4 separate regions of the Mus musculus genome follow, and all the other regions are linked to region 4. The links are chromatin loops, found by intact Hi-C in ENCODE. Cell type or tissue: left cerebral cortex. All regions are shown on one strand.

Evidence for each region. A loop is a pair of places that touch in the nucleus more often than their neighbours do. Peaks named below come from ENCODE experiments on the same cell type or tissue, not always from the same donor. Only the 100,000 strongest peaks of a DNase experiment are listed, where the experiment ranks them.
Region 1: a loop joins it to region 4, with 2.1 times the contacts of the local background. A loop is called at or near these places in 3 of 42 quality-filtered maps.
Region 2: a loop joins it to region 4, with 3 times the contacts of the local background. A loop is called at or near these places in 8 of 42 quality-filtered maps.
Region 3: a loop joins it to region 4, with 6 times the contacts of the local background. A loop is called at or near these places in 2 of 42 quality-filtered maps.

What each region holds. Positions count from the first base shown.
Region 1 is chr17:53,399,365-53,407,364 of GRCm38, forward strand. It overlaps Efhb (EF hand domain family, member B), which reads right to left. Exons shown (of 13, transcript NM_172497.3): 11 at 2,071-2,283; 12 at 1,382-1,563. Among named protein-coding and RNA genes, the nearest start is that of Efhb, 60 kb to the right of the region's middle. In left cerebral cortex, a CTCF peak has its summit at 3,766 (motif pointing right); a DNase peak (open chromatin) is centred at 3,745.
Region 2 is chr17:53,563,192-53,571,191 of GRCm38, forward strand. It overlaps Kat2b (K(lysine) acetyltransferase 2B), which reads left to right and starts at 3,780. Exons shown (of 18, transcript NM_020005.4): 1 at 3,780-4,387. The coding sequence starts at 4,139. In left cerebral cortex, CTCF peaks have their summits at 3,778 and 4,774; DNase peaks (open chromatin) are centred at 3,238, 3,803, 4,321, 4,774 and 2 more places; H3K4me3 peaks cover 2,644 bases; H3K27ac peaks cover 2,579 bases.
Region 3 is chr17:52,598,393-52,606,392 of GRCm38, forward strand. Kcnh8 (potassium voltage-gated channel, subfamily H (eag-related), member 8) reads left to right here and starts at 4,317. Exons shown (of 16, transcript NM_001031811.2): 1 at 4,317-4,488. The coding sequence starts at 4,413. It overlaps Gm27217 (predicted gene 27217), which reads right to left and starts at 4,268. Exons shown (of 2, transcript NR_155517.1): 1 at 3,851-4,268. In left cerebral cortex, a CTCF peak has its summit at 4,272; DNase peaks (open chromatin) are centred at 2,795, 3,903 and 4,397; H3K4me3 peaks cover 2,269 bases.
Region 4 is chr17:53,476,711-53,484,710 of GRCm38, forward strand. Rab5a (RAB5A, member RAS oncogene family) reads left to right here and starts at 2,524. Exons shown (of 6, transcript NM_025887.4): 1 at 2,524-2,898; 2 at 7,111-7,365. The coding sequence starts at 7,203. In left cerebral cortex, CTCF peaks have their summits at 2,186 and 3,249; DNase peaks (open chromatin) are centred at 1,509, 2,428, 3,000 and 3,225; H3K4me3 peaks cover 2,896 bases; H3K27ac peaks cover 1,744 bases.

The DNA.
Region 1 (8,000 bases), 77 kb before region 4:
CTTGGGAGGCTAAAGCAGGAATGTTGAAGTTCAAAGCCAGCCTGGGCTACATAGTGAGTTTGAGATAAGCCTGTACTGTAGAGTGAGACCTTTTCTCATTCTTATTTATTTTTATTTTTAAATACAAACAAAGGTACGAAGGTGCTGGCTGCCAAGACCTTAATTTGATTCTCTAATCCCACATAATAGAAGGAGAGAACCAACTCCCTCAAGGTGTCCTCTGACATCCACACATACTCAGGCATACATGAAATACATAGGCACATGTGCACACACACATAAATAAATTATATTTTTTAAAATGTAACTCCCAAAATAAAAATTCAGTAAATGTAAGTGAAGAAAAGCAGGTGGACATCGTCATCTGTGCTTGTCATCACTTGGGAGGCAGAGGCAGAAAGATGCTCTTGAGTTGAAGGCCTACTTGGCCTACATAGTGAGACCCTGTTTGAAGGGGGAAAGAATTATATAATATACTGAGGGAAGAAAAAGAAAAAAAACTTTGAAGCACATTACAACCAAACTAAGTATCATTCATCAAGAATCCTATATTCGGGCTAGAGAGATGGCTCAGTGGTTAAGAGCACTGACTGCTCTTCCAGAGGTCCTGAGTTTAATTCCCAGTAACCACATGGTGGCTCACAACCATATGTAATGGGATCTGATGCCCTCTTCTGGTGTGTCTGAAGACAGCTATCATGTACTCACATACATAAAATAATTAAATAAATCTAAAAATTTAAAAAGATAAGAATCCTATATTCTGAAAAGTCAAAACTGATAGTCATGGCCTGGGGCTGGGGCTAGGGCTGGGGCTTACCTCAAAAAGCTCTTGCCTATCATGCACAAACCCTGGATTTGATCTCCAGCACCACAAGTGCCAGGCACATACCTACACTCAGGAGGTGGAGGTGAGAGGATCAGAAGTTCAAAACCAGCCTCAGCCATGCAGCTGATTCAGAGGCTGGCCTGGACTACACAAGATGATGATAAAAATGATGATGATGATAAATGTTGTGCATCAGATTAGAAGCAATATGTAATCTCTGAACTCAGTAGGAGGAATCAAGAGGATCGTGACTTCAAATTCAGCCCGGGCTACCTAGCAAAGCTCAGTCTCAAAATAAAACAAGTCAATACGACACTAGTCAAGTATGTCTGTTCATGTCTGCAATCCCAATGCTTTGGGAAGCCGAGACAGAAAAGCCACCAAGCCCTGTAGGCCAGTGTGGGCTGGGCTGCACAGTGAGTACCAGGCCAGAGCGGGGTAAGCAGTGGATGCCATCTCGAAAAAACAAAATTAAAAGACAACAGCAACAACCGTGGTCACAAAAATAATAGTGATCATTGCCAAGTCCAAGGTTGGAGGTGATCTCTGTACCTCTTCCTTTGACCTTGTCTTGAAGAAGTCTCTCTCAAATACACCTTTCTGGGAGAAGATGGAGGGGTGCAGCAGAGAGTAAGCATTGCCTTCGTCACCGTAGTTATTCATGTCACTGACTCGACGAATCCGGGGAGCAGAGATGTCAGATCGAATGGTTGGAACACCGAATATGGGGTGACCTAGGTCATCAATGAGGGAGACAAAGACATCCTGAAACCCAGCTGTAGAACAGCAGCCATGAGCCACACTTGGCCACAGACCCCTTGAAATGTAGCTAGCCTAACAATGTGCTTGCATAAAATCCAAACACTGCATAAAAAGAAGAGTGTAGCCAAACACAGCAGTATTCACCTTGGTTCCAAGGAAATGGTGGGCTGAAGGCCAGAGAATAATACTTGAACACAGACATCCAAGTTGAGCTTAGGAAAGCATTCAACATTCTCATCCATGACTGTCTCAGTTTTATTAATATAGAATTGCTTTTGAACTTGGGCCATCGTCAAGAGGTCGGTCAAACTTACCCGTGAGACCTCGGGGTGCTTACAATACACAGTTAAACATAAGGCCTTGAGAAACTCTAGAGTCAGATGCAGAGAGCAACTAGGGACGCTGCAAGAGCACACTAGGAACACTGCCCTTCCAGATGTGCAAATCGATTAACTGGACAAGGGATGAGGCATGCTTACACATGGAGGGGACAGCTCCAACCACAGCGTTGATCTCAGAAGACGTTGTCTTATACTGGTGAGAAACTTTGTCACCTGGTCTCTGGATTGTCCGGAGAGTCTCTTCTGAACTTCCTGGTTCTTTGGGGACAATGTCTTCAGGATTTATCAGGAGACTTGGTTCAGCTTCTCCCATGCTAGTATCAGTAACGTTTTCACAGTCTGGTTTTTTACCTTTAAGAAAAACCCAAAGGAGGAGACAAGAAAGCACAGGAAGATGTCAGTTCTTGGTGCCTGGTGCTCTGTAACAAGCTGGATTATTTGCTTCAGTAGGTAAAGGCACTGGCCACTTGCCACCAAGCCTGACAACCTACATTAGAGCCCTGGGAGCCACATGGTAGAATAAACTGACTCCCTCAAATTATCCTCTGACCTTCACATGCACGCCATGACATGTTCAACCCCATACACGCACACACACTCTAATAACAGCAATAATAGTGATAATGGTAATAATAAATGCAATGGTTTTTAAGGATGGATTTCCTTTGTAGCGTCTTCCTATCGGTGGAAATGAGCACTCACGAAGCACGTTCCCAGAGCCAATACTCCACTGTGGAACAGCAAGCTCAGGCCAATGTCAGATGTGACCCCAATATGGCCTCACATCTCTTTCTGCTGCTCCATTTACTTTCTACCACAGAAATCTTTCCAGTCTGAGAACCAAAACTAGAGAACTCTCTCTTTTTTTTTCTTTCAATGCCACAGTAGAACCCAGAACCTCATGAAAGCTAGATACGTGCTCCACCGCTCAACTGACTCCTCTGTTCTCTCTTTAACTCAAGCTTAACCTCCAGTTAGCTTGAACTACACCGATTTCCCTAAGACTGAGCCCTAGGTGAAGATGAAAGACACAGTTGGAATCAAAATTCCACACATGAGCTGGGGAGATGGCTCAGTAAAGGTACTTGCCACCAAGCCTAATGACATGCTGGAGAGAGAGACTTGGCTGCTGTATGTTGTCCTCTGATCTCCACGGACGTACTGTGACACACATTGTGAGCACACACACACAGAGTAAGTGTTAAAAGAAACTATTTTTTAGATTTGTTTTTATGGGTTTTGGGGTTTGGGGAGCTTTGTAGTTTTGCGGAGGAGGTTGTCACTGGTTTTTGTTTGTTTAGTTGGTTTGTTTGGTTTGGTTTTGTGTCTATGTATGTGTCTGGACATCAGATGTGTGGCTGGTGCTGTCAGAAAACAAAAGAGGCATCAGATCCCCCAGAACTGAAGTTCCAGATGATTGTGAGCCACCATGTGGATGCTGGGAATCCTGGGTCCTCTTCGTGAGCAACACCACCAAACTATCTTTCCAACTGCAGTATGAAAAAGTTAAAAAGATAATCCCACATTTACTCGGATTAGGAAGGCAGAGTATGGCCCATCCAGAGAAGAGATAAGAACATACTGTGAGCTGCCCCGCCTCCACCCCACCTCTCTGCTTCTCTTAGTAACTTCCTACAAATTAGTGAGCACAGAAAAGCCCAGGGCTGTGGGTGGCTCAGCGGAAGCATGTGGTGCAGTTAGCACCTGAGACCAAGCCCACTGCCAAAGGGTGAGACAAATGTGAGGTAGAATTGAAATAGCAGAGTGACTTTGTGAGTCAGTCACTTCAGACTTCCCTTCAACGCGCTAGCTATTCCACAGACACCACTTGAGGGCGCTGTGATGTTTTCACAGCCAGAGAAGAATGCTGGGTAATGCACGCAGGGGTTGTAAATGAGAGCTCCAAGGAACTGTACCCCACGGATCTACAATATGGGGGGCTGCCTTGCCTTGAAAGGTACAGAGCCTCTACCCAGACAGCCCGGTAAAAGAGAGACAAGAAGACAGGCAGACAGACAGACACCTTTAAAGGCAGAAAACTGCACGGTTTGAAAAGTCGTTGGCCATAAAACTGAAAGGTGGTCTTAACTGTACTTTCCTCTGTGAAATCCAGCCGTGAGTCAAAATGTGGCATACAAAAATGAGGGCATGGTGGTACAGACCTATAATCCCAGCACTAGGCGGCTGGGGGGGGGGGGCGGGGACAGGGATGGGGAAGAGGAGGGCAAATTCTAAAACAGACTGGAATAAATAACAACAAACCTTGACTCAAAAACAAAACTATAAAACAAGAAAAAGAAAGGAGGGAGAAGGAGGGAGGGAGGGAAACACACACACACCCAAAAAATCAGAGCCTCTATGAACCAACCAGCCACCACCTTAAATATGTGCCCTAAAATCTAGATAATAAAATCCTCAAGAACTCTACTGATGGCAGAGGAAGAGGAAGCAGGAGGACCATGATGTGCAGTGGCAACCTTGGCTGCTCAACTATCTCCCACCACCCTCCCACTGCCTGCCCCCAAAGAACTCCATTGAAAGCATTGTTCCAGGTGGCAAAGGCCTGTGAGACTAAAGCAGGAGTACTGTGAGTCTAGGGTTAAGTCTGGACAGCAAAGGCAGGCCTTGTCTCAAAGAAAAGGGGGAGAAAGGAGGAAGGGAAAGAGGGGAGGGGAAGGAAAGGAGAGGAGAAAGGGAGGGGAGAGAGAAGGAACGAAGGATGAGAGAAGAGAGGGAAGAAGAGAGGGAGGGAGGGAGGGAGGGAGGGAGGGAGGGAGGGAGGGAGGGAGGGAGGGAGGGAGGGAGGGAGGGAGGGAAGAGAGGAAAGAAGGAAGGATCAAATACCAGGAATAAGTGAATAAATTGGGCCTTATGGAGCATACTGAGGAGCCCTGGCAGGAGGATCCAGCATGGACCACAAAATGCATCTCTGACTCAAAAAACAAAACAAGAGACCAGATGTAAGAGTACATGAACTCAGGAGATGAAAAAAGGAATTGCAATGCAAATAATAATAATGATGATGATAATATAAAAAATAAAGGAACTGCTTGGTTTGAAAACAATCCTCTACTTTCTATTACCATGTGTTGTACCAAGAAATGTGGCTCATATTTATATTCCTAGCACTTGAGGATCAGAGTCAAGAGGGTTGTCACATGTTTGGGGGCCAGCCTGGGCTACAAAGTGAGAATATGTCTTAAATTAAATTAATTTAAATTTAAAAAATAAAAAGGTCAGAGAGATGTGTGAGCCATCAGGTAAAGGTGCTTGTCTCCAGGCCTGACCACAGTTCTATCCCTAGGACCCACATGAGAAAATGAGAGGCAACTACCCAGAGTTGTCCACTGAACCATATACACATGCGCACACATAAAGACAACAAAATTATAATGAAAAACATCAAAAAGGGAAAGAAAAGAAAAAAATGTTGCCCCTCTATTTCTGAGAGGGTGGAAACAACTGTGTTTGGTGAGATATTGGCAAGTGAGAAAATGATCCATAGCATTCTCCATGACTGAAGAGGAAGGTGTCCCGTACAGAAAGGGTCCACTCACCAAGAAAGGCAAAATGGGAGAGGGGGGGTAGTTTTAGCCTTACAGAATGACAGGCCAATCCAAGTGTACTGGCTGGTTTTGTGTAAACTTGACACGAGCTGGAGTTATCACAGAGAAAGAGCTTCAGTTGGGGAAGTGCCTCCATGAGATCCAACTGTAAGGCATTTTCTCAATTAGTGATCAAGGGGGAAAGGTCCCTTGTGGGTGGTGCCATCTCTGGGCTGGTTTGTCTTGAGTTCTATAAGAGACTGAGCAAGCCAGTAATGAACATCCCTCCATGGCTTTTGCATCAGCTCCTGCTTTCTGACCTGCTTGAGTTCCAGTCCTGACTTCCTTTGGTGATGAACAGAGGTATGGAAGTGTAAGCCGAATAAACCCTTTCCTCCCCAACTTGCTTCTTGGTCATGATGTTTGTGCAGGAATAGAGACCCTGACTAAGACACCAATGAATAAAAGTAGAAATAGCAGCATCATTACTTTTAGAGGAGAGACATTCTAGAGGGGAAATTTTAAAATGTCAGTAAGTTTTCTCAAAGTTAATCCCAGCAACCAGGTGTTAAAAATGGAAGCCAAAGCAACATTGTTATTTACCATACAACCTGTAACCTCCAAACTCAGTCTCTAGGGCCTCCTAACCTTAGATGATAAAACTGTACATTTAGGAGGGGGAAAAAAAGCAATCATTTAGAAAAGCAAGGGAAAACAAACCTGTTCCCGAGACATTAGAAACAGAAAGCTTTTGAGGAATGATATTCAGAAAATGACCTATATTGCTTTTAAAATACCTGGAAAGAAGCTAAATTTCAGAGTGAAGGAGGTTTAGGAAATCCGAACCACATAAAGAAATTAGGCAAAACTGAAGATAGACTTGTACAAACCACAAAAGAATCTGCTCACTCCAGAGAAAATTGAAGGCTAAATTTTTGTTTGGTTTTGTTTGTTTGAAGCTAGGGTCTCAGTTAGCCCAGGCTAGCCTTAAACTCACTATGTATCTTACATCCCAAATAGTAGGGATGTAAGTGTATTTCACCCGGCTAGGCTTTGATTTGCTTTTGTGTTTGTTGTGACAGGTTTCCCACGAATCCCTGACTGGCCAGGAATCACCATCCTATCAGACCGGTCTCAAACTTACAGCTATCTTCCTACTTCTGCCTCCCAAGTGCTAAGGTCACAGGCACACGGCACCACACTAGTTCTGAAAACTACATTAAACAATAAAAATGGTTCACTGATAGTTATTTTGAACACAGGTTGGGCAGAACCATGTGGCCTTGGACCTCTTCTACCCGTCTGGTAGCTAAATGGTTAATATAAACTGATGTGATAATATTAAAAGCCTGAGCAAAGGGGCTGGTGAGATGGCTCAGTGGGTAAGAGCACCCGACTGCTCTTCCGAAGGTCCGAAGTTCAAATCCCAGCAACCACATGGTGGCTCACAACCATCCGTAACGAGATCTGACTCCCTCTTCTGGAGTGTCTGAAGACAGCTACAGTGTACTTACATATAATAAATAAATAAATCTGTTAAAAAAAAAAAAAAAAGCCTGAGCAAAGAAACAAAAAGAAACTCCCTCCCTTGGGTCCTGTGGCAGCTGATCACAAAGGCTGTGTATCACTAATGCTGTCCAGGCCAAACCTGCTCTCAGTCAAATGCTGTAGATCTGAGCACTGACTGCAGTATAGCAACAACAGAACCTCTAAGGGACAGGGAAGCTTTGCAGAGCTCCGTCCATGTCTTAGATCAGAGCAAGGGACATGGTTCCGATTACCAATGATAAATCTCTGAATAGATGCTGACACACTTCACCTCTACAAGCCAGCTCAGAGAAATTTAAAAAGTAGCCAAAGCTAAAATAATTGAAGCAAGAAAGAGGATGCTGGAGAGATGTTCAGCAGTTGACAATACTTTTATTGTTCAGAGGATCCAGGTTCAATACCATGGAACCTACATGGAACCTTATAACCAACCATCTGTAACTTCAGTTCCACGGTGACCTCAAGGTCACCAGGCAAGTACATGATGCACATGCACACAGGCAGGCAAAACACTTACACATAAAACAAATCTAAAAAGAATGTTTAAGCAAGAAATAAAAAGTAGCTGGGCGTGGTAGGGTTTGACTATAATCCCAACACTTGAGAGGCCAAGGCAGGAGGATTACTGCTAGTTCAAGATCAAAGCTAGACTGCCCTATATAGTGAAATTCTGCCTTTAAAAAATAACAAAATCTACGGGCTGACTGGAGAGATGGCTCAGTGGTTAAGAGCACTGACTGTTAAGAGCACTGACTGTTCTTCCAAAGGTCCTGAGTTCAATTCCCAGCAACCACATGGTGGCTCACAACCATCTGCAATGTGATCTGATGCCCTTTTCTGGTGTGTCTGAAGACAACTAAAACAAAAACCACAAGAGATTGTAGAGATGTCTCAGGGGTTAAGAGTCTGTAGTCTTACAAAGGATGTGGTTCACTTCCCTTTCTTCCCATTACCACATCAGAAGAGTCATCTGCC
Region 2 (8,000 bases), 86 kb after region 4:
GCCCCTCCTTAGAACTTGAGAAACTAAGAAAGAGTGGAGGGTGGGAGTCGCAGGCTTTGATGAGGCCTATTTTAGAAAGGGCGGTTTCCTCTTCCTAAAGCTGGGCTATTTAATAAGAATTGTTTTAGGCTTATTGATTTTATGGGTGTGCATGTTTTACTTGCATGTAATGTATGCCATATGCATACATGGTACCCGTTAAGGTCAGAAGGAGTGGATCCCTTGGAACTGGAGTTAGGGTGGTTGTGAACTGCTATGTGGGTGGTGGGAATTGAACCTGGGTTCTCAGCAAAAGCAATGAGTGTTCTGAACTGCGGACTGAGATGCCCAAGCTTTTAAATTGTGACTCCATTTCAGGGAACCTGACCTAAGTTTGAACTCAGGGTAAGTTAACAGGCTGGTACTTAGCATTAGTTTCCCAGTTGCCCCCCACGACAAAACCTGAGCCTAGCTGCAGTCTCTAGGCTAAATACCCAACAAGACCAGAGTTTCCAGGTTACACCCCTCAACAAGACCAGTGTCTCCAGATTATTCCCCCAACAAACCTGCACCCCCAGGTCACAAGCCCACCCCTTACCTAACGACCACCAGTGCAGAGGGGAGCAGAAGTTAAGTTTATGATAGGACTCCCAGAACCAGCCAATTATGTTAAAGGGCACAGCAGCTTTCTAATTAGGTGCTTGCACATGAATCCCTGCTTGTTGCTTACTGTAAAGCCTTGCCACATAGACAGTTGAGGCTTCCCCACCACTATAACTGTCTTGCTTGAAGGTGATGTGTTGGGGGCAGGGGAGCTTGCTCAAATAGAATAAAGACCCTGCTGTGAGTTACATCAGATCAACTCCTGTCTGTCTTTTTTGGGATCACTAATATTTCCCTGGCACAACAGACTCTAGCATCAAGTCTGGGTATTTTACATGCTTATTTTTATATTTATTTATTTATTTATTTTTGTTTTTCGAGACAGGGTTTCTCTGTATAGCCCTGGCTGTCCTGGAACTCATTTTGTAGACCAGGCTGGCCTCAAACTCAGAAATCTGCCTGCCTCTGCCTCCCGAGTCCTGAGATTAAAGGCTTTCGACACCATGCCTGGCCATAGATTTTTTTTTTCTTAAAAGATTACATTTAATGTACTATTCGACTTTTTGTTTGTTTGTTTGTTTTTGAGACAAAGAGAGAGAATTAAAGAACTTAGATTTGGCCGGGCAGTGGTGGCACATGCCTTTAATCCCAGCACTTGGGGGGTAGAGGCAGGCAGACTTCTGAGTTCGAGGCCAGCCTGGTCTACAGAGTGAGTTCCAGGACGGCCAGGGCTACACAAAGAAAAACTAAAAAAAAAGGTTACAAATTACTGTCCTCTTCCAACTGGCCCTGTCAAATCACCACAAATCACCATTAGGTGTGCATGCTTTCAATAATCCAAGCTCTCAGAGGGCAGAAGCAGGAAGATATATGTGAGTTCCTGGCCAGCCTGGTCTACAGAGTGAATTCCAGGACAGCCAGGGCTACACAGTGAAACCCTGTCTCGAAAGGCAATAAATATCATCTGGCCAGGTAACCAGTTTTTAGGGAAACTGATATGCCCACAAACACATTAAGGAGATGGGAACATTTTTCAGTCTCTTAAATGAGATAATGTTCTTACATTTACCCATAAGCCCCTCTCGCTGTGCAGCCACTTACAGATCTGGACTGCTAAGCTTGTCTGCCTTTTTTTTCCAAGACAGGGTTTCTCTGTATACCCCTGGCTGTCCTGCAACTCACTTTGTAGACCAGGCTGGCCTCGAACTCTTGTCTGCCTCTTTTTTTTTTTTTTTTTTTTTTTTTTTGGTTTTTCGAGATTGTCTGCCTTTTTGACCTCTTAACTCAAAAGGTGTATCTTTGTTTTCACACCAGTTCTATCCCTTCTTTGGTTTCTGGCCAAGAGCATAAGCATACCACCCCTGGCCCTCGGGGCATTCTCCACTTTTCTCTGAAGGTTATATACATCTCCAAACCACCCTTTTGTACAGCTACTTACACCCCACCTAGGCTCCAAGTGCAGAACAGGCTTACTTTCTGCACTCTAAAAATGAGCCAGTTTTTCTCTTCCTTCTGTTTACCTTTGGGCAGCTGCCAGAATTTACAGTTCACTATAATACAATGGGCCTCAATCTTCCTTCTGAATCCACTTAAAAATTCTTAGATAAAGGACACTAAGAACATATAAGAGAACCTGGATTTCCCCAGTAAGTAATGTTTTAATGACATTATTGTAGAAACTTGAAGAACAAACAACCAGAGGACAGTGATGTAAAACCTGAGCTTTTTCGGGAGGCAGAGGCAGGAGGATTTCTGAGTTCGAGGCCAGCCTGGTCTACAAAGTGAGTTGCAGGACAGCCAGGGCTACACAGAGAAACCCTGTCTTGAGCCCTCCCACCCCCAACAAAACAAAACAAAAAACCCCTGAGCTTTTTTTTTTTTTTTTTTTTTTTTTTTTCCCCAGACAGGATTTCTCTGTGTAGCCCTGGCTGTCCTGCAACTCACTTTGTAGACCAGGCTGACCTCGAACTCAGAAATCCACTTGCCTCTGCCTCCCAAATGCCAGGATTAAAGACATGCTGAGTTCTTTTTTTTTTTTTTTCCTTGTTTCTTTATATACAAGGTTTCACTGTGTAGCCCTAGCTGACCTGGAACTCCTAACAGTAGACCAGAATTCCTCAAACTCACAGAGCCTGGCCAGTCTCTGCTTCTGCAGTTCTGGGGTCAAAGGTGAAGACCACCGCTCCTGGCCTGTTTTTTAATTAATTTAATTAATTTTTGAGGCAAGAGTCTTACTCTATTGAGCTTCCACACTAGGCTAAGGTCAAGCCTAGGTAAGGACTTCAGTTAGATGTAGCCTAGTAAGGCTGCAGTTTCACAGCAGGTGTCACTCCTTTGAGAAGAGACTTCTTTCTCTCTTGGCATTGCATTACTCTGCGTTAAAAGGACACAGAATCTGGCGAAACACATCTTGAGACATAAAATGCAACTTTAAGCATGACTGGTAAGAGTATTTGCAAGGGAAAGCCCATCCCATATGGCTGGAGTTCAGCAGGAGCTACCAAGCTTGCTAGACAACCAATCACAAATTCATTACGACCATTGTCCCACATTGTGACTATGCTTGCTCCGCAGAATTAGGGCACTTGCCAACGGTGCTGACCGGCAATGCAGGGCTATTCAAATCGCTTTAGGAAGGTTGACCCATGTGAAAAAATGAAACAATCTCTTCCTACCATCAGAGCCAGGGACAATAGTTTTGATTTTGAAGTTTAAGTCAAAATCGGAATCACTTTCCTGGACGCTGTCTTTCTGGTTAACTTGAAAACAATAGACACACTAGCAGCTGAAAGTAGCCAACCTCGAGTGAACCCCGTAGGCGGACTAATTTCAAACTTTTTCCATGCGTTTAGTTTTCATTTCGCCGACATGTAATGTTCTCAAACGAACAAGTATTATGTGATACACACACACACACACACACACACACACACACACACACCACACACACACACCATTGAGTCATCTCCCTCCCTCTCTGGTCATATTCGGTTCAGAAACTACCAGGAGAAGACGATGGGGAAGAATTGTTTAAAAAAAAAAAGTTTAACTCAAAGTCAAAAAAAAAAAAAAAAAAAAAAGGAACCCTTCACGCCATGATTTTGGTGAATTAGCAACAAAGAGGAGGATTGGCCGCTGACGGGTACTTCTGGAAAACATTTTTTTTTCCTCTGGCTCCCGCTAGGGTGGAGGAAGTTGGGTCTCGGCGCGGGAGGGTGTCAGGCCCAGGGACGCCAGCAGCGCAGGGCGGCAGGTGCCTGGGCTGCAGCGGCCCGGTCTCGCGGGTCGCCGGTCACCTACGGGCCCTGGCGCTCCCGGCGGGCGGCTACGCTCGCAGCAGCATGCCGGAGGCCCAGGGGAGCAGAGCGCGGCCAAGGCGCTCGGGCCCGCTAGCGTCCTAGCCGCCTGGGGAGGCGCGGGGGCCTGCGATCGCTGGCGGCCGAGTGCGGCGGGGGCGGGGAGGGCGCAGGGCGGCGGCCGGGGGGGGGGGAGGGTCTCGGCTCCGCCACCAGCGCCCGCGGGGACCCTGGCAGCTGCGGGTGACAGTCGGGGCGGCATGGCCGAGGCTGGCGGGGCCGGGTCCCCAGCACTGCCTCCCGCGCCCCCGCACGGTTCCCCCCGGACCCTGGCCACCGCTGCCGGGAGCTCTGCTTCCTGCGGGCCAGCGACCGCGGTGGCCGCGGCGGGCACGGCCGAGGGACCGGGAGGAGGCGGCTCGGCCCGGATCGCCGTGAAGAAGGCGCAGTTGCGCTCTGCTCCGCGGGCGAAGAAGCTGGAGAAACTCGGCGTGTACTCCGCCTGCAAGGTACCCGCTGGGATGAGCACAATCGCGGGGTCACGGGCGGGCTCGGACCCCCCCTCCCCTCCCCCACCCACTCCCAGCTTCCCGCCGGCACCGCGGAAGTGCTGCGTTCTGTGCGCGCGCTCTGCCGCTGCGGCTTGCACAGCATCTCACTGGGACAGGGGTAGGGGGTCTTCTAGATCTGCCGGTGTCCCTCTTCTGGGAAGGATGAGTCTTGGCTTCGGAGCGCTCGGCACTGGGGCTTTTTCTGCTCTGTAGGAGCTCGCGGGAGTCCTTTCACAGGGAGTGTAACTGTGCTTGGTGTGGCAGATCTGTCGGGGTTGGGAAGCAGCTTTTTTGGGGTTGGGGGCATCTTAGCGTGTGTCTCCCCGCGCTCGCCCTCCCCACTGAGCCCCGCTAGGAGGAGCTGGGTTGTGGAGCACCCAGAAGTGTCCTGGAATCCTGGCGCTCTACGGGAGCGAAGGGGCGGAGCGCGGGGTGGGAGGTGGGCACTGCCCCAAGCCCCTGTCCTTTGGCGCCTGGCGGCCTCGGCCGTGCGGCGACAACCCTGTCATTATTGTTATTATTTATTTAGCGAAAGCGGGATCCTGGCCGCTTAGGGTGTAAACAGGGTCTGGCAGGGTGACAGCCCAGGCGGCGAGCGCGTCTGCTCAGTTTGAAGACAGCTTTCTTGCCATTCTCCCTCTTTGGGGACTTTAGGCACCCAGGGCATCCAGCTGTAGAGCACTTGTAGGGGGCTCAGCATCTCCAGGCTGCAGGGGAGAGCGACTCTGCACTGTAGACTGCGGCTTTGTTTTGACTGGGTGACAGCAGAAGTGGGCGGGGACTTGGCCTTGTCAGCCCGGGCGGCCTGTGGTTGGGACCAGGCACTCACTCACTCACACCTCCCGTGTTGCTTGCTGCTCCAGCTTACTACTGTAAAAGGAGTCGCATCCGCAGCATCCAGGTTCTCATTCCTACTCCCCACTGTACAGCCAGGATGGATAAACCTGGTAGATGACTTCCCTTCCGGGACATTCTGGTTGTCGTGTTTTCTGGAGCTTTAAGGACCTTGGGGTCTCAAGCATGCCCTGCCCATTCCTTGTGGTCACCTCCTGTTTATCGATGCAGTCACAGCACCTGCTGTGCCTTCCTGAGAGGGCTCCAGTGCGGTGCCTTATGCACACAAATATGCTTTGGAATCGCTAAAAGCAAAAATCAGGAGGTCTGGGGTGGGGTCTGAGGAGTTACATTTCCAACAAAGCCCCCCAGGAGATGTGAGTGGCAACTGAGAATACTTTCCACGAAGCAAGTATATTACTACTTTTGAATTCTGCAGAGGAGCTGGGAAATACTAACGTCACGTGGTATAGACTAAGGCGTGCAAAAAAAAAAAATTGGAAGTATGTTTCTAAGAAATGGGAAAGGCGAGGGGCTCTACTCCAAAAGCTATTGACTTCCTTAGTTTTACAGTCCTACCAGTCCGACCTACCATCCACCTTAGACAGGACCTCTGGTGTAGCATGCCGGGGAGAGAGTGGCCAACAGAACCCAGAGCAAGTTCAAGGACTTAATAAATAGGCTTGGCCTTTGCAGCTGCTCTAGTCTCATTCAGAAAGCCAGCTATGTAGTCCTGACTTAGTTTTCAGTATTAGCCTGAGTCCCCATCACCAATACCCATCTCCATACTGCCTCCTGTCTGAAAACTTTCCAGTGGTTGTACACATGCATTCTTTTTAACTTTCTCTAGGTCTTCCTATGAAGTCCAGGATGGTCTTGAACTCCTATCTGCCTAGGATTACAGTTCTACCACCATGCTCCTCCCCTGGCCTTCCCAAATACTTTGAATTATTCATTATTATTCAATTATTTGAAACTTCAAGTGTATAACTTGAGAATTTTTTTTTTTTTGGTCATATTTTCTGACAATCTCCTAGGAAAGAAAAACCTGTTATTCTTTCTTCCTGCTTTTGAGAGACTCTGAAATGAAGTTTAGTGTGTGTGGTGTTTGTCTGCGAGTGTCAGAGAGTGTTCATCTCTTCTGTGTGCTCCTTGAGTCATCTCACCAGCCTGAAAGTGTGCCGTCTTATTTGCTGATTTATTTAGCTAATGTTATGAGGATTTCTAACTGGGGCTAGGCATTAAGCCAGGTACCAGGTTTATGGCACTGGGGTCTGTCTTTGTGGAGTTGTTGGAGTATGTGTTCAGATTCTAAGGTAAAGGCAGTAACGCAGTGACAGTGGACTCCAGTGGAGCCTTTTTGGGATGTAGGGCACGGGACTTGGAGAACTCAGTAGCTGTAGATCCAGTAGACGGAGGAAGTGTCATACTGATTTAGAACTTTTGGCCCGTTGGAGTTGGGTGGGGTAGGGTTTCTTGCTGTAAAGAGAAACTGAAAGCAGTTTTGAAAACTTGGAGCTGGGCCAACCAGAGCCTGCCCTCCTTTGCTTGGGGCCTGCTGGAGTGGGGGAGGGGTGAGTGTGGCCTAGTGGGTGTTTGGGAATACTGGACTCCAAACCTGGGAGGGATGTTATCTTAGATTAAAAAAAAAAAGACATTTTATTATGTGCACGTGTGTTCGAGTGCATATGAGTGGTCAGATTATTTTCTTTAAGCCCGGCTGATTGGATTTGATGAGGTTTCTCACATAATCTGTGGCTTTTTTTTTTTTTTTTTCTTTTTTCTCAGCTTGTCTTTGTACTTAAGTTGAGCAAGTCACAAAAGACAGCTGACACTACCTTTGCCAATGACTCTTGAGCCAGTGGGAGGACATCAAGGAAGATGGAAAAAGACAGATCTGGGAAGTCTTAGTTTCCTGGGGACCACTGAAAGAAAACAGAGATCTGACATTTAGACTTTATGAAACCGAAGAAAGAGGGAAGACTCTGTGTGTGACAAACTTGTCTTACAGGATCCAGCCTAGAGCTCTTTGAACTGTTGGTGGTAAAGGTTGCATCAGAGCCACTTGGCTTGTGTGACACTGCCAGAGCGATAAGGGAAGCATAGTCTTGACCTTGGTGACTTCCCATCCTTTTGTTTCCCCTTTCCTGAGTCTATTTTATGTGTCTTCCCTGGCTGACGTCTGTCTCAGGGCTTTGTGGAACAGTTCTCTTTCCACCTCAGGTCTCACACGTTTTTCTCTGGGATCTGAAAGGTCTTCCCTCCTGAAAACTCATTCCCTACCCCGGGGAGGGAGCTTATCACAAGGCTCTCTCGGAGTTTAGTGTTGATCTCACGTGCGCGCACACACACACACACACACACACACACACCCCAAACCCAAACAAAGCCAAACCCCGGGGAGGGAGCTTATCACAAGGCTCTCTCAGAGTTTAGTATTGATCTCACGTGCACACACACACACACACACACACACATACACACACACACACACACACACACACACACACACACACCCCAAACCCAAACAAAGCCAAAAGAGATGCAAAATTTGTTCCCAGATATCTTCTCTTTATTTCCCTACCCAACATTTTCATTAGGAATTAATTACCCAAGTGCCTCCTTCCTGCAAATTTAATCGTTACCACAATAATCAAATTTGATTGTTAATCCTACTGGTTAGAGATTAAGACCACTACCACAATCTTTTTTTTTTTTTTTGCTTTTTTTTTTTTTT
Region 3 (8,000 bases), 880 kb before region 4:
CATTCTTTAAGTAGGCTCAGCATTGTGGCTTGGAAGGTGACTTGGTTCTGTGACTGAACTCCTATGGGAATTGTTCAAGAATTGAGAATGCTATTAGATATTCTTGTACATCCAAGAACTCACTACCCAACAAGTGCCTCAGGTTCATTAGCTAACTTTTAAAAATGAAGGTATTTACAAATAGGTCCAAGTCATACTCTTCAACATTTATTGAGTAATTATAGTACTTCACTGAGTACTATGTTTGCTTTTCACAATTAACTCACTGACTTATTGCAAAATTATAAGTAGGTAGTTGTTTCATCAGCAGATTCACATCTAGCCCAAAGCTGATGATTCTGGAGGCTTGCTCCTTTTTCCAGTTTTGTTCAGTCTTGGATGCCAGCACATTAGGACAGTGACATTCACATTCAGGATGACTCACCCCATATTGGTTAATCTAGAACTGCCCTAACACACACACACACACACACACACACACACACACACACACACACACACACACACAAACACACACGACTCGCTAGTGGCATTTCTTAAGCTAACCAAGGGGACAACCAAATTTCTCTCTTTCCCTCTCCCTCAGAGATTTATGATCAATGAGCTCTTCAAACAAGTCACACATGTAACTGTGTGATAGAAACAGAAAGCAGGTGTGTTATCTTCCAGATTGTTTTTTTGTTTGAGGATGGCAATGGAAGCCTTTGTTTAAGGATATGCAACTAGAAGGTGGTGACTTTCCCTTACCCTGGGTTGTTGAATAATTGTATTAGTTAGTTGACTAAGCTTGAGTGGGTCTTTATTTGCTACCACAACATAATTTTACCACCCTGGCTATTGAGGAAGTTCATGACAGTGGATCACAGGGCTGTAAGTGTCTCCTAGTTTTCCTTTGAAACACTCAGTTGAATACAAATGTGCCTTTTAAAAACTGGCTGCCCAGTGATCAAAGTCCAGTTTCCTCCTGTGATCTAAAACCGAGAATTTTCCATGGCCATGTTAGAAATCTCTAGCTGATCTTTAACTCTCTCTTTTTTCTTGAGCCTGAGTGACCTAAAATGTATTTTCAATATAAAATGCCACATAGTTACTATACACGGTTTGTTTTCCAGGATTCGAATGGGGTATGAGGGCTATTCACTGTTCATGCTATAAATCTTTGTGCAAGTCAATCATTGTTTATAGCTGCTTGAAATGAGAGATAGGAAATTGTAAGAGGATTGGCTCCAAACTCACTCTTTTATAAGTGTGTGAAGAGCCATTTGATGCAAGAGTCAGTAATATTTATTGAATTTCCCAATGCAACTTTGAATTAGGAGTATGCAGTAGTTAGTCTTTATTTTCAACTTGACTGGATTTGGCTTGCCTCTGAGGGTATTTCCAGACCATTAACTGAGAAGAGAGGGAGGATCTACTTTTAATGTGAGGGCATCACCACATGGGCTCGGGACCCAACCAAAATATAACAAGAAAAGGAACAATGTGTGACTTCTCTTTGGGAGACATGTAACCTACAACAGACCAGACCATTTTACCCTCATCTATCTAGGTGAACTGAATGGGTGGGAGAACTATGGCAGCTATATCTCCAAGAAGTTTAGTTAGCCTTGACAATGACTAAGGAAAGCTGTATCCCTGCAGACAAACGCAGCTTGCAAGATATTGCAAGATATTCTTTGTGTTTGAATTCAGGGAATTTGGTGTAGGGAACTATGATCTTTCCATAAGAGCTTGAGGTTGTGTGTGTTGTGGGGCTGTGCTGTAGTATTGTCTAGGTCACAGAGAAAGCTGAATTCCTGCAGTGGAGAAGGATGTGCAATAACGTGAATTGGTGTTCTTTTGGTCCACCAGCAAAGAATTTTCCTTTAAGGAAAAGATAAAGTTTAGAACCATTGCCTATCAGGACACATTTCTGCCTTTGATTCGAAGGTGACAAAATACAAGAGGATTCAGCGTGCTTAGACTCCTGTGGTGATTAAGTCTTGATAGGGTAGTTTGGCCTCTAGTGCTACAAACACTTAACAGGAATATCAGTGAGTGTTTGAGCTGAGATTAGAGATCCTAGAACTCAAGACCCAAGATGAAAGATGCATTCCTGAGAAAGACATCCGGGCAGAAAAAGGAAACAAGAGGCACTGTGGTCCACTTACCAAGTTCAGTTTGGTGGGAGGCTGGGATCGAAGGTGAGTTAAGGGCAGGGATGTTGTGCCTAGTTCTAGCCTTGACTTGTTTTGGATACTGGAGGAAAGACTACATTATGGGATGGTACTTGACTGACTTCTTTTGCCACTGAACCCAAATTGGCTTTTGGGTTTCCATTACTAAGCCTCGTATAGTTTCTTTCTAGCAAGCCAGGCCAGACTAAAGAGGAAAAAGTAGTTGATGTTTTTACGCTCAGGCACACTTATAGTGGCTTACACATAAATTTCATGCTTAGCTTCAAGCCACTTCTCACTCTTCCATTGGCAGAAGCGGTCTGGGTTTTCTTGGGCGCCAGGAACCGCCCAAACAGAAGCAGAGCAGGGACTCCCCCATTTCTCTCTCCTGGCTCCGCCCAAGAGGGAGCCAGCGGAGCTCAGCTGTATGGGGAGGGGGTGGGAGGGCAACCAAGCAGCTAGGTTTCCCTGCAAGGAAAAACTAGCTCCATGCAGAGGTGGTGACGGAGAGGGGCACCGCTAATCAGCAACTGTAACCGGAAGGAAAAGAGATACACAGCCTGAGCCTTGGAGGGTGGCCACCCACCCGGAATCCCCGGCCCTCCCGCTCCTGCGTGTGTGGGCGGATCTGGAATCTCAACACAAAGGGAATCCTCGGCAGCAGGAAGTGCATCACGAATAAAGGGGACCGGGGCGGGGACAATGAGCCTCCTCCTTTCCCTTTCCACCCCGCCCTCGCGGAACCCAGAGCCGCAGCGAGGAAACCCCTAGAGTCCCTCATCACTCCAGGATCCCCAGGGATTGGAGCAAAGAGCCTCCGCCAGATGTTTTGGGGCTGCTTGCACCTGCTGCCACGCCCGGATCCTGGAGGAGGGATCCCAGCGGTTGCTGCAGCACCGCAGACACCTGTTCGCGTTTCCCTCCTTCTTTTCCGGGTGCAGCAGCACCTGGGCTTCTGTTTGTTCTCTCCTGGTCTCTTAACTTTCCCTTTCTTCCTTGCTAGGGCTTCAGTGGAACCAGGGCTCCGCAGGTCCCTTTGCCCTCCCGCAGGGATGCACCCTAGGTTTGGGTGGATTTCTTTCGGAGAATGTAGGTGGAGAGGGAGTCCCCTCCTGAGCCCTAGGGAAAGGGGCAGGGAGACCGCTTTTAGTTTTTCTGAAAAACCGGCAGTTCCTAGCACCCAACCAGTCGAGGGGCTGAGGGTGGGGTTGGGGGGACCCTTGCCGCGGTGGAGAGGGGATCACTTTGAAACTGTTTTTACACGAAAAAGCAAAACCAAAAAAAAAAAAAAACCTAACTCCCCTCTGTTAGTTCCACGTATTTTATAAATCAATAAAAATAAGCAAACTTTCTAGAAACACTCTATGCACACTTCATGGGAGAGTGGGAAAGCATTACCCATTTAAGAGGGGTTTTTCCCTTTTAGTTTTGGTGGTTGGGGGGACAGCAAAGTGAATTTGGCGAGGGAGTGTACCTGAATTTCCTTTCAGAGCTGAGGAAGGAGAGTTTACAAAACCTCACACCTGGAGAGACCCTGGTAATCAGAGTGGCAGGCATTCAGCTGACTTGGAGCTGGGAATGGCAGGTGCACCGGAAGGGGGGCACCTCCCTCCGGAGCCCCAGGCTGCCTTTGCTACCTAGGACACCACGCTGGGGTGCCTCCCCCTCCCAAGTTCTAGGCGGAGGCGGGTTACCTGCAGTGACCTGTCTCCTCCTCTCCACGACACCACACCCACGGGACTCTGGTCTCCCGGGAGAGGGACAGAGCTGGAACAAAGGGGTCTTTGTTCCCGGTTCCTGGGGGGCGGGTGTTGCTCTGGCTCGCGTTTCTCTGTTCCTCAGCGTCCCTGGGGGTACTCGAGGCTTAGCGCCGCAGTCTCCCCAGATGGGGCGCCGTCCTCCACGACCCTAGAGCGCGGGTCAGGGCGCGGCGCCCCGGGCCACCGTGAGCTCTCGAAGGCTCTACGGAGAGACCCTAGGGGTGTCTGTGCAGAAGGAGGAGGGAACGGCGGAGGACGCCTGGAACGAGGCGGGTTCAGAGCTATGATCACGGGCTGCTCTGGTCACAGTGCAGCGGCCAGGGAGTAGCTCCTTCTGCTGCCACCCCCTTTTTTTGCCCGGCCCCATCCTCTGCACGCCTGGCCCCCCGCCCCTGCCGTCATCACGCTCCTGGTGGCTTCTTCCAGCTTGGCACTTTCCTACAGAGCCATCCTTGTGGACAAACTTTGATGGGGAATTTCACACAGCGCTGGAAAAATGCCGGTTATGAAAGGATTACTGGCGCCACAGAACACCTTCCTGGACACTATTGCCACCCGTTTCGACGGAACACGTAAGTAGGGCTTGCCGGAGTTGCCCGTTTCCCTAGGATGGGTTTCTCTTCGACTTTTGCTCCCTCTCCTCTGTTTCCATCCGCGCAATAATTTGCCTTCATGTCAGGGTAGCCAGGGTATCTTTTAGTGGAGAAAGGAAACAAAATAAAACAAGATTCCCCCAACACACACACACAAATCATAAAAGCACTTGGTATTGGTTTAGGTGGATCACTTGATTGCCTAGGTCTGGAACACAGAAACACAGGTCTGAAAATGATCAACAACTCGCGGTGGGACCTGTGCTGTGCTGTACCTTGAGTAGCTTGGTGCAGGGTGAGATGCTGTGCACTTTATTTTTCTAGAGTTCTGACGCTGCCCGGGTTAGAGTTTGGAGGTTTTCCAGACTCCTATGACTTTTCATTCGAATTTAAGAAATCCTGCGTAGATTCATGGAGGCCAGGTGTGAGCTGTCCATAGACTTTTCTGAGTGCTGGAAGTCTCTCAGAATCTCCCCTCTTAACTCTGAAATTACCGCAACACTTGAGGAAAGACTATTGAAGAAGGAGGAGTTGAACATTGTGAAGACTAATTCGACCACAGGGAAAGTTTCAGAGTCTTTTGAAGTGAAATAGTATTGAATATCCGACTTCTTGTGTTGGACTGGGAAAAAAAAATTCTGAGTGCAGATAAGGTGTTTTTTGTCCTTCTGGAAAAAGCCCGGGATCTTTCAGGACCACGGTCAGGTCCTCTCCTCCAGGCTTCTTGTGCTGGAGCCTGGGAATCTTGTAATTGGTTATAGCCCTGTCCTTAAGAAATGCTGGCAGTAGGTCCCACCAGGATACCTACATCTTCATTATAGGAAGTTTCTGTGTGCTCGTGGCCCCTTTCCTGTCTGTTTCATAAGACTCATATAGACTCATTCATTCTAAAAGCTTTCTCAGCAGTTCAGGGTGTTTCTATTTTATATTGTGGCCGTGCATCTCTTGGAGCCCGTGGGAGATTTAACATCTCCTTCCACTTCCACACAGACTGTCTGGACGCGCAGACCCTTCTGAAAGGGTGGGATACAAGATTTTAATCTTTTGGAAGAGTTGGGCAAGTTTTACATGCTAGAAAGGTGAAGTACTCTTTGATTTTGTTTGGATTTTGTTTTTAAAATTTAGCCTCATCAAGGCTTGCTCACTTTTTTTTCCTTTTTTGTAGCTGTGTGTGTGTGTTTTTTTTTAAATACTCCTTAGAGGTATCCAGTCTTTACCTTTTCGTATTGTGTTTTATTAGATGACAATAAGAAAATTATTCTGGCACTGGTTCAAATCCCGTCCACTGACACCACCTTCATAATCAACACTACTGATTCTAACTGCTCTAAAGGTGGTGATATACTGCCAACATCCGCATCACTGTCTCTAGCTGCTATAACTGGAATCTCTGAAGAGGGGTTCTGTGCAGTTGATGGTTCTTAAAGTTGAATATTCCAAACCAAGGTGATCTAAGCATTGGTCCTGAGTGTATGTCTTGAAGGTGAGGGAATAGAAAATACTGATTGGCTTATGTCATTGTCATTTAAAGTTGAATGGAGGATTGTGTATACTGAATCATGCAAACAGAACCCTGGGAACTACCTCAGAATGACATGTGGATTTCAGTTGCTAATCAAATAGACTGTAGTATGAGAATTTGGACTTTTTCTGACTGTCATGATAAACAGAAGTGTACATGTAGAGAAATGGAGGTGTGTGTGTGTGTGTGTGTGTGTGTGTGTGTGTGTGTGTGAATCACACTAGTCTACACATTCTTGTTAAAGAACATAAGCTTAGAAAATTTTCAATCCTTACTTTAGAAGCTCATCATATACCAATATTATCTATCTATCTATCTATCTATCTATCTATATCTATCTATCTATCTATCCATCTATCTATTTGGTGACCATACCTGATCTGTGCTCCCATGGTCTTGAGGAATTCTGGAGAGATGGAGAGTGCACGAAACCACAGTATCCCAAGTAGTGAGTGACATAAACATTGACAGTGGCAAGATTTTGTTTACAACATTTAATGACTATTTCTTTTCCCAAGAAACTCTGTTACAAAAAGATTGCTAGTCTCTCATTTAATTTTTAATTTAGTTGCAGAATAACTTAAATAATATGAAATTTAAGTAAATTCTCAGTCATAGAATTTGCTAAATGTAGAATTGTGAAAATATCACTCTGGTTTAGTTGATCTTATTATGACGTTGTCTTCTTGATACAATTTTTTTTCAAGTAGTTCTAACCTTGAAACTTTTTACAACGAGCATTCTACTTTCTCTTGATACATTCATAAAAATAATTTATTTTCTTTCAAAAGACAAGGATATATGCAAGTTTTAAAGTATCAATATTTTAATTGCCACCTCTGCAATAAAAAATGTACTGAAATTTTATATTGCTGTTTTATTCTGTGTACACTGAGTTAACTCTTCATTTCTACCTCATTTCTGGGACATGTTTTGGGGATTCTCGTGTAGGTTTAATTATTTTTATTGGATATTTTATTTATTTACATTTCAAATATTATTCCCTTCCCAGGTTTCCCCTCCACAACCCTCCTATTCCCTCACCTCTTCCCCTGCTTCTATGAGGGTGCTCCTCCATCCACCCACCCACTCCCACCTCACAGCCCTAGCATTCCCCTACACTGGGACATAGAGCCTTCAGAGTACCAAGGACCTTTCCTCCCATTGATGCCAGATAAGGCCATACTCTGTTACATATGCAGCTGGAGCCATGGGTCCTGTCAGGTGTACTCTTTGGTCGATGGTTTTGTCCCTGGGAACTCTGGAGGATGAGGGGGTAGGCAGAGGTTATTCTTATTTTGAACAATTCTAATAAAAATAAAGGAGAGAAAAATGTCCTGACAAACTTTCCCTTTCTAACCTAAACAATACACAGATATTTTTATTATTGTTACCCCTACTGATTTACTACCAAAATTAAAACAATTAGAAAAACTCAGGGTATCAGCTAAAGGTCTCCCCAGTGAAAAAATAAATGTGCTACCATCTAGACATCTACAGCATAATCCTATAAATGTATAGTATGCCAGAACAACAGAAAAGAAGATAGATATCACCCATTGCTGCTCTACTTATCTGCACTGCACTTTTTCTTCTTCCCCCTCATTTTCATATATGTAATTTATAAACCTGTTTGGAAGCAAATACTGCTTAGACAAAATTATAACTAAAGTATACTTATTGAAACATCTTCTAGATTATTTAAATGAAATATAATGAGACGGAGACCAAAAACCCTTCAGCTGTTGAATACATATATCCCATTTATGGAGAAAAAATTAATTACAATAATTTATTAGATTCATTTCGTGGATAAATGCTTCTCATTTAAAACACACAGGCATATATGACTATCATCATACCCAACATATAGCTCATATTAACATAGCTATTTTCACTGACTGTGTTTAGTGTGTTGTTAACCTGTCTGAATAAATACTGGCTTTAACTATATTAATATTGTCATAAA
Region 4 (8,000 bases):
GTTAACTCCAGTTCTCAGTATTCTACTCATGTTGCAGAATATTTGATTATACTGTGAACCCTGAGATTCTGTTGTTTACTGGATAAACCTGTCTCTAGTTGTGGTACGGTTCACCCTTAGCATATACTACTTTAATCCCTCTGGCTAGAATACAGACATGCCCTTAGTATATACCTTTAATCCCAAACAATGAGAATAAAATTAGTTTGTAGAAGGAAGCGCACATGTTTGAAAGCGATGTCTAATTGAATGGCAGACAAAGTGACAAATCAGAGAAAGATATGACAGAACAGGATATGCTCAACTCTCATGAAAAGAAAGAGAAGCTACTTGGGATGGGCAGTGCGGAGAGAAAGGAGGCAGTTGTACTGGGAAAGCTTTAGAGAGAAAGACTGAAGAGAGAGCAAGCTAGACACAGGTAAGACAGAACCCACCAGAAAATGAGGAGCCAGAAGATTAGAACATACCGCCTGAATTAGTTTGAGGCCAAGCAGAGCAAAAAGTCAAAGGCCGAGTGAGAAGCCAGGTTGAATTAGCTTGAAGAGGAGTTTGAGCTGGAACCTCGGAGCTTGAAGGCATTCTAGGCCTAGATTAGATTGTACAGAGGCTAGAAACTTCCAGGACCAGTCCTAGATTAGCCGACTGTGGCAGTATGCAGAGACAGCAATTACTTCAGGTAAATAAAGGATACTACTACCTAAGAGGGCAGGACATCCTCTTCTGAGAGCCATATGGTATAGAGACATATATTCAAGAAAACATTCATAAACATAAAATCAAATTTAAAAATGATTTTAAAGAAAGAGTACTTGAAGTTAAGGAGGAAAAGTCATGGTGGAATATGAGAGTATTTGGGGGAAAGGAAATTGGAAGGGTGGATTTGATCAAAGCATTCATGTCCGTGTGGTTTGTGTATAAAGGAAGTTTGTAGTGCCAGATGTATAAACTGAGGCCACGACTACTCAAAGGCATGCTTGTTTGAAGGGAAGGAAGGGTTTTGTTGTAGGTATGAGGGAAAGTACAGCCAGAGGCATCTGGAAAAATCCAGAGCTGGGAGAGAAAAGTGTAGACTGGACATGGCCATGGGGTGGGATGGGGTAGTGAGACAGGAAGACAAAGGAGCAAAGGAGGCCACAGGAGAGGGGAGCGGGAAGGAGAGAGGGAGAGGGAGAGGGAGGGAGAGAGAGAGAGAGAGAGAGAGAGAGAGAGAGAGAGAGAGAGAGAGTCAAATAGTAGGGTTACATGGGAATGAGAAACTAGAAGAGGGAAGCTCATGACTTGGAGAAGTTTAGGGTAGGAAGTGGGGTGAGAAGAGCCACAGGTACTGAGTAAATCAGAAGGCTAGCCTTGTGTTTTGGTATGCTAATAGGCACCACAGAACCTTTCTGACAGAGACAAGGAATGACTCTTTTGATAGAAACCAGTGCCAGAATTTAGGGGAGTGGAGTATTTGGACCTATGCGGATCAAGGGAACGTCTTAAATAGGTGTGCTGTGGGCAGCCATAAACATCTTGGGCTGCTGTTCATTGGAATCTTAAGAACTAGTGTTATGGAGCCGGCTGCAGGCTAGACTATATCTAACCTGTGATCGTGGCCAAATTATTTGCCTCCCTCATTCATTCCACAAACATGCCAGGACTCTGTGTGCTTATCAACTGTGCTTATCAATGGGTGTGTGTGTGTGTGTGAGAGAGAGAGAGAGAGAGAGAGAGAGAGAGAGAGAGATCACTCCAAAATGTTTACTACTTAGTTCAATGGGGAATTCCAAATAAACGCTAATTATTAGGATTTCCTCCTTTTCACTCAAAAAACAAACAAAACAAAACAAAAAACCACACACACAGGTAAACTCTCAATAAAAGCAAGTTATTCTTTTGAGGTTTGCTGTCTAAAGGCAGCTTTTGAATTTAAGGGTCTTAATTCTCTCCGAGATCACAGACACGCCCATTCTCGGAAAAGCAGGGCATTTCCAGAGCCACAGGAGCCCTCGCTCGCCTAAACCCCTTTACTGAGCTGCTGAAGTGGTGTGAGAGGCCTGTGAGTGAACCATCAGACCGAAAATCGCCGCAATGGGAAGACAACCCAGGCTGACAATGGCAGTGGGGACCCTGTCAGCTCCGATGAGACCCATAAAACGCAGGTCTGGCCCACGCCTCTCGGGTTCCCAACCCGCCGGCTTAGAGCGCCGCCACCCAGATAACAATGGTGGTACTGAGGGTGGAGCCCCGGGGAGGAGGAAGGCAGAGCAAGGAAGTGAGTAGGTCTGGCCCCAGGGAATTGGAGAAGACACGTGACGCAACCCCACGCCCCCCTCTTCATTCCTGACGCTCCTGCCTCGCCTTGCAGCCGGAGCCCAAAGATGTCGGTTCAGATCAAGGAGGCGTTAGAGAGGGCCGAACTATTCTCCCTTAGCGCACCCGGGGATGTCACGTGACTTCGGCCCCGCCCCCTTAGGAAGCCGCTGCCGGCCTCCTGGGAGGGGCAGCGGCGGAAATGACGTCACGGCGTTCTTCGCTGCGTGCGGCTACGTGGCGGAGCCGGCGGAAGCAGTTCCTGCGCTGGAGCCCGAGTGTTTGTGTTTTGGTTCGTGAGGAGCCGGGGCGGTCTGAGGGGAGGAGACCGAGGGAGGAGGAGGAGGAGAACGACGACGACGAGGAAGAAGTCCTCGGAACTCGAGCGCGGCGACTCTGGAGGAGGAGGAGAAAGGAAGGCGGAACGGAGAGGCGGAGACGCAGCCCGGCAGGGGCGGCGGCACGGCGGGCGGCGCTCAGAGTCCCGCGCCGGCCAGGGTGAGAAGAAGGAGCGAGCAGGCGACGCCGCCGCTGCAGCCGCGGCGCATCCGATCTCCGGGCCGGGCCGGGCCGTGCGTGGCCTCGCTGCCGGGAGACGCGGCCCAGGTAAGCCGCCGTCGGGGCGGGTCCCTGTGGTCCCGGGCCGGGCTTGGGGCCTCCAAGCCGCCGCGGGCCCTCAGCGCTTAGTGACTCATTCTTCTAGCAGCTTCGGGGCCTGGGACGTGGGGAATCCTCTGAGGGAGCGGCGGGTGGCACCCTCTTCCCTTCACAAGATGGCGCCGTGGGAAGAGCCTGGGGCCCTGGCGGTCTCCAGCCCGGTCTTTGGGGCTCTGTCCCGGCTACTGAGCCGGATCGCATCCGGGGTGACGGGGGTGGCTCAGGAGCGCGCCCACCAGGCCCAGCGGAGCTCCTGGCCCCGGCACCCCGGTTTGATTTCTCGGCTTCTTCCAGACAGGAACCCAGGCCTCCAGCAGGTGGGGATTGGGGAGCTCCGCCTACCTCTGACCGGCTTGGCCGGGCTGTGCGAGTAGTGGGATCCTCTGGTCCCTTCCGTGGGAGGTGGGAAGCCCGGGCCAAGGTGCGAGCAGGTTAACATCCTAACGCCTCCAGAAGTTTAAAGCTTTGACTGTCACTCTTGGCATATTAGTTTTTGCCTCGCCGAAATGGATTTAAAGTTCTGAATCAGTTGCCTTGCACGTAACTAATTAAAAAAAAAAAAACTGTTACATCTTCCAGAATATTGAGGTCTGCCCAGAATCGTTCTTAATGTAAAATTTGAACCCGTGGGGTTGTGAACAAAGTAGGCAGCACAACAGTGCCTGGCACAATTTAAGGGCTCAGTGCAATTTTTTTAATCAAAGACTTCCTAACTGTATAAAAAAACTATTTTAAAGATTGGAGATGCATATTATGCAAAAGTTTTCTTTGACGGAATAAAAGTACAAGTTATAAGTGCAGAACCTCTGTGCACTGAGCAGTAGCTTCACTGAACACCCCCAGCCCTCGCACTTAACATTAATACCATGTTCAACCTGTGTAGGTTTATACTTGGGCTTATTTCCGTTTGAGGTCTTTGGAAGTAAAAGATTTAGTAGCTTTGCACTTTAAAAGACACTGACTGTGAAGGCACCCCGCCTGTCATCCCAGCACTCTGGAAGCTGAGGTAGGTAGGATCAGGAGTCCAGGCCATCCGTAACCTATCCTGTGCTTGCCTAGGCGACAAGTCCCTGTCCCTCAAAAATGTGATCGGGATGTGGGGCAGGAAACAGTTTTTAAAAACTAAGTACAAAATTTTGTTTGTATTTTCTGTGAGAATCGATGTTTTCCCTGAGATTTTGGAAGTACCATAGGAATACAGAACAAGTTTTGTCCTGGATAAGTCATTTACTGTTTTATAGGTAAGGAACAATTGAGAAACATTTAAGCTGAAGGTATGTTGGTGCCTTTTTCAGTCTGTATGAAGTCTATTGATCTACAAGCATTAATTAATTAACTAATTCACCAAGAGGCCATTTTAATTGCCAGTTTCAAACACTGTGTACTTAGTAAGCACTGTATCAGAGACTAGATATGTTGTCTTATTTAATTCTTAACAGTTGCTGTGCAATGTTAGGGTATAATGAATATAGAAAATTTGAAAATTAAAACTTAGATTGACATAGCTGAGACTAGACTTCAGAATCTGGTTTGTTTTATGGATTGGGGAGAAATGGGAATTTTGCTTAATTACTTTTGACAAGCTCTCACAGTATAGTTCTGGGTGACTTGAAACATGCTTTGCAGGCCAGGCTAACTTGGAACACACAGCCATTCATCCACCTTTTTCTGGCCCTGGAGTGCTAGAATTAAAATCTTGGCCCACTGTGTCTGTTGTTTTGAGACAAGCCTTGCTAAATATTTCTGACTGGCATGCTTCTGTCTCAGCTTCTCAAGTTCTAGGACCACAGACAAGCTCCATCATGCCAGGATGAAATGGTAGTTTTATTTATGTGCTGTTGGTTAGAAGCAGCTCAAACATTTCATCTGTAAATGTGTTGGTATTTATTGGTAAAGATAGGAACTCTTCAAAGCTAGTAACTAGATTAGGCTAGAAGATGGTATCTTAAAAACGGAGCTGGGCTTGGTGTGGCATACCTTTAATTAGAGAACTCAGGAGGCAAAGGCAGATGTACTGATTGATCTCTGAGTTCAGGGACAGCCATGGCTAAACAGAGAGCCGTTGTCTTAAAACAACAAACAGATAGCACGGAGATCTTATGGATATATTCGTTAATGAATTTGTCATTATCAAGTGTTCCATGTATTAATTCAAATTTTATAGGAAATATAAATTTCTATAATTAAGTATAAATTAAGTGTAGCTTTTGGTCAAAGATTTTTTTAGGAAGAAAATCCTTAGTATATTTTGTTTTTGATAAGCTTATAACCCACATTTAGTATATGCGTGTGATGTTTGCATGTGTATGTATTCCTGTGTGAAGGAATGTGCATTTCACAGCATTTTCATGGAGATCAAAGGGACAACCTTGGTCCTCACCTTTTCACCATATGTGCTTCCCAGAATCCAAATCTAAGCTTATATTTCAAGTGCTTTACCCAGTGGTCTTTCTCTTCCTCCTTTTTTAAACAAAGTTTTTTGGTAGCCTGGGCTAGCCTTAGAAGGACTTCACAGCCCTCCTTCCTCCAGTTCTCTGAGTGCTGGGATTACAGGCTCCCCCCCCCCCCCAATCTAGGCTCCATACATTAATAAGAGGTTGGAGTAAAATATTAAGGTTGACTTGTGAATAAGCTGAAAGGGTGTTTCAAATAGTTCCCAGTTCTACCAAAACTAGATGTCTGGGAATTTTGCTTAATTACTTTTGACAGGCTCTCACAATATAGTTCTGGGTGACTTGAAACATGCTTTGCAGACCAGGACTGAAGAAGCCATTCAATGTTACTTTGTGACACCCTGTCTAAACAGGAGGGAAGAGGACTGTCACTCAGACCAGCTTTTTCCAAATACATTGCAAAACAGAAAATAATATATATATTCTTAGCCTCAAAACTGTCCCCAAATTACTGTAAGTAAATAAGTCACTCCTAATTATACCAAATAGAGAAATTATTATCAGCTAGGCACACGGTCATGGGAGTTAAAAATTATTTGGTGCTTGGGAATTACTATTAAATGAAAAATGTATCACTTAATGGAAGTCTTCAGATAGTAAACCCTAGACTTGTTCTACAATCTTTCCATTCACTAGCATAATTTCCTTCAAAATAACTTTTAAGTATTATGACATTAGAACGTAATTTTTCTTTTCTGTCTGTCTGTCTTTCTGTTGTTCTTTCTTTCAAGATTTTGGTTTTAGTTTTAGTTTATATGTCTATGGGTATGTGCTTATGAATGTTTGGCCCAAAAAGTCCTGAGGAGGATGTCAGATCACCTGAAGCTGGTGTTATGGGTGGTTGTGAATCACCCTGTAAATTGAGTCCTAGTCACCTAGAGTTGGAGTACTCCTACTAAAGTGCCATCTCTCCAGTACCTAGAATCTGAATGCTTGATTGACATCTCAGATTGCTTTGTCACTGTGTGATCTCAGTGAAGTTACTTAACCTTTCAGTACCTGTTTTCTTGTTTATAAGAATTGTAATGGCGCTTGATACTATTGACTTGACTATATTAAGTGTGTAGAATACTAACTCGTCAAGTTGTTTGTTCGTTTTGGACCTAGAGCTCGCTGTTTGCTGGGCGAACACTCTTCAGTCCCCAGCTCCAAAGTCAAATTGTTGAAGGTTAGTTGCTGTTTAGTTTTGGAATCAGGTCTTAACTTGTTATCCATGGCTTTGAGTCCTGCCTCAGCCTTCCCAAGTTTGGCACTGCTGTTGCCACCACACCCTACTGAAAGCTTACATCTTTCCTTTTTTCCTTTGTCTTGGTTTATATAGAGAGAGGTGGCTAATGGGTGACATTTTCATTTGTGTCATTAAATTTTGTTCTTCCTTGCATGGCCCCCACTGCTGTTCTTTGTCTTCCTCTCTTACCCTTTCTTCTGTAGATTATCTTACCTTCTGCTTTCACATATTCCATTACTTTCTCTTCTTCCAAGCATTTTTTTTTCTCTTCGTTTAGATTTCTCACAATCTTTTTGAAGTTTAACTTGAGGTGATTTTAGGCTCAAATTGTGTGCCATTATTTCTCTTGAAAATAAACTAAATGATACTGGCTGTCTATAGTTAGTTGGTTATTACAATACAGTGAGTAAACTTACTAAAGTGACTACTGATTTACTTAGTTTTGATTTATTTACTTAGTTATTATTTATGTCTCCACAGGTAATTTCTCCAGAAAGAAAACAAAATTAATGCCTTGCATCCTGGAAGTTCATTTAGGAATCTGAAATTAGGGACTTCTTTAAAATTTGGACATGGCTAATCGAGGAGCAACAAGACCCAACGGGCCAAATACTGGAAATAAAATATGCCAGTTCAAACTGGTCCTTCTAGGAGAGTCTGCTGTTGGCAAATCAAGCCTGGTTCTTCGCTTTGTGAAAGGCCAATTTCATGAATTTCAAGAGAGTACCATTGGGGGTGAGATTCTTATTTTCTTTTTAATCATTTAACTGAATCATACTAATATTCTAAATGTGATTTTGAATAACTAAATTGATCATGCAGGGAAGAAAAAAAGTTTTAGGAGACCTCAAACTTTAAAATATACATTATTTTGGTGTTTTGTTTAAACAGTGTACCATAAACTATTCTGAAATTCCTGTGAATTTCTCACTGGCATGCCTCCACCTCCTAATTATTCTAATTACAGATGTAATCCAGCCCAGCATGGTTTTTTTGCTCAAACAATATTTAATACCAGGAAAAACAAACTACAAAATTGAAACCTTGTTTTATTTAGATAGGAAAGTTTTCCTTTTAAGACAAGGTCTTGCCCTATAGCCCATGTTTACTGTGAACTCTTGGCATTCCTTGGCCTACCAAGTATAGGGGTTACAGATTTAGTTACCATACATGTTGGCTTATTTTATTTTTTGAGTCAGGGTGTCAAACCTAGCAGAGCTTTATTTCATAGGTTTTTTTGGGAGAGTAAGATATGAGTGGGACATTAATAAGATAGGATTTATACAACCTAGGCTGGCTTGGAACTGAAGCTAGGTAGTTATGGATGACTTGAATATTGGTCTTCTACCTCCTGAATGTTGAGATTACAG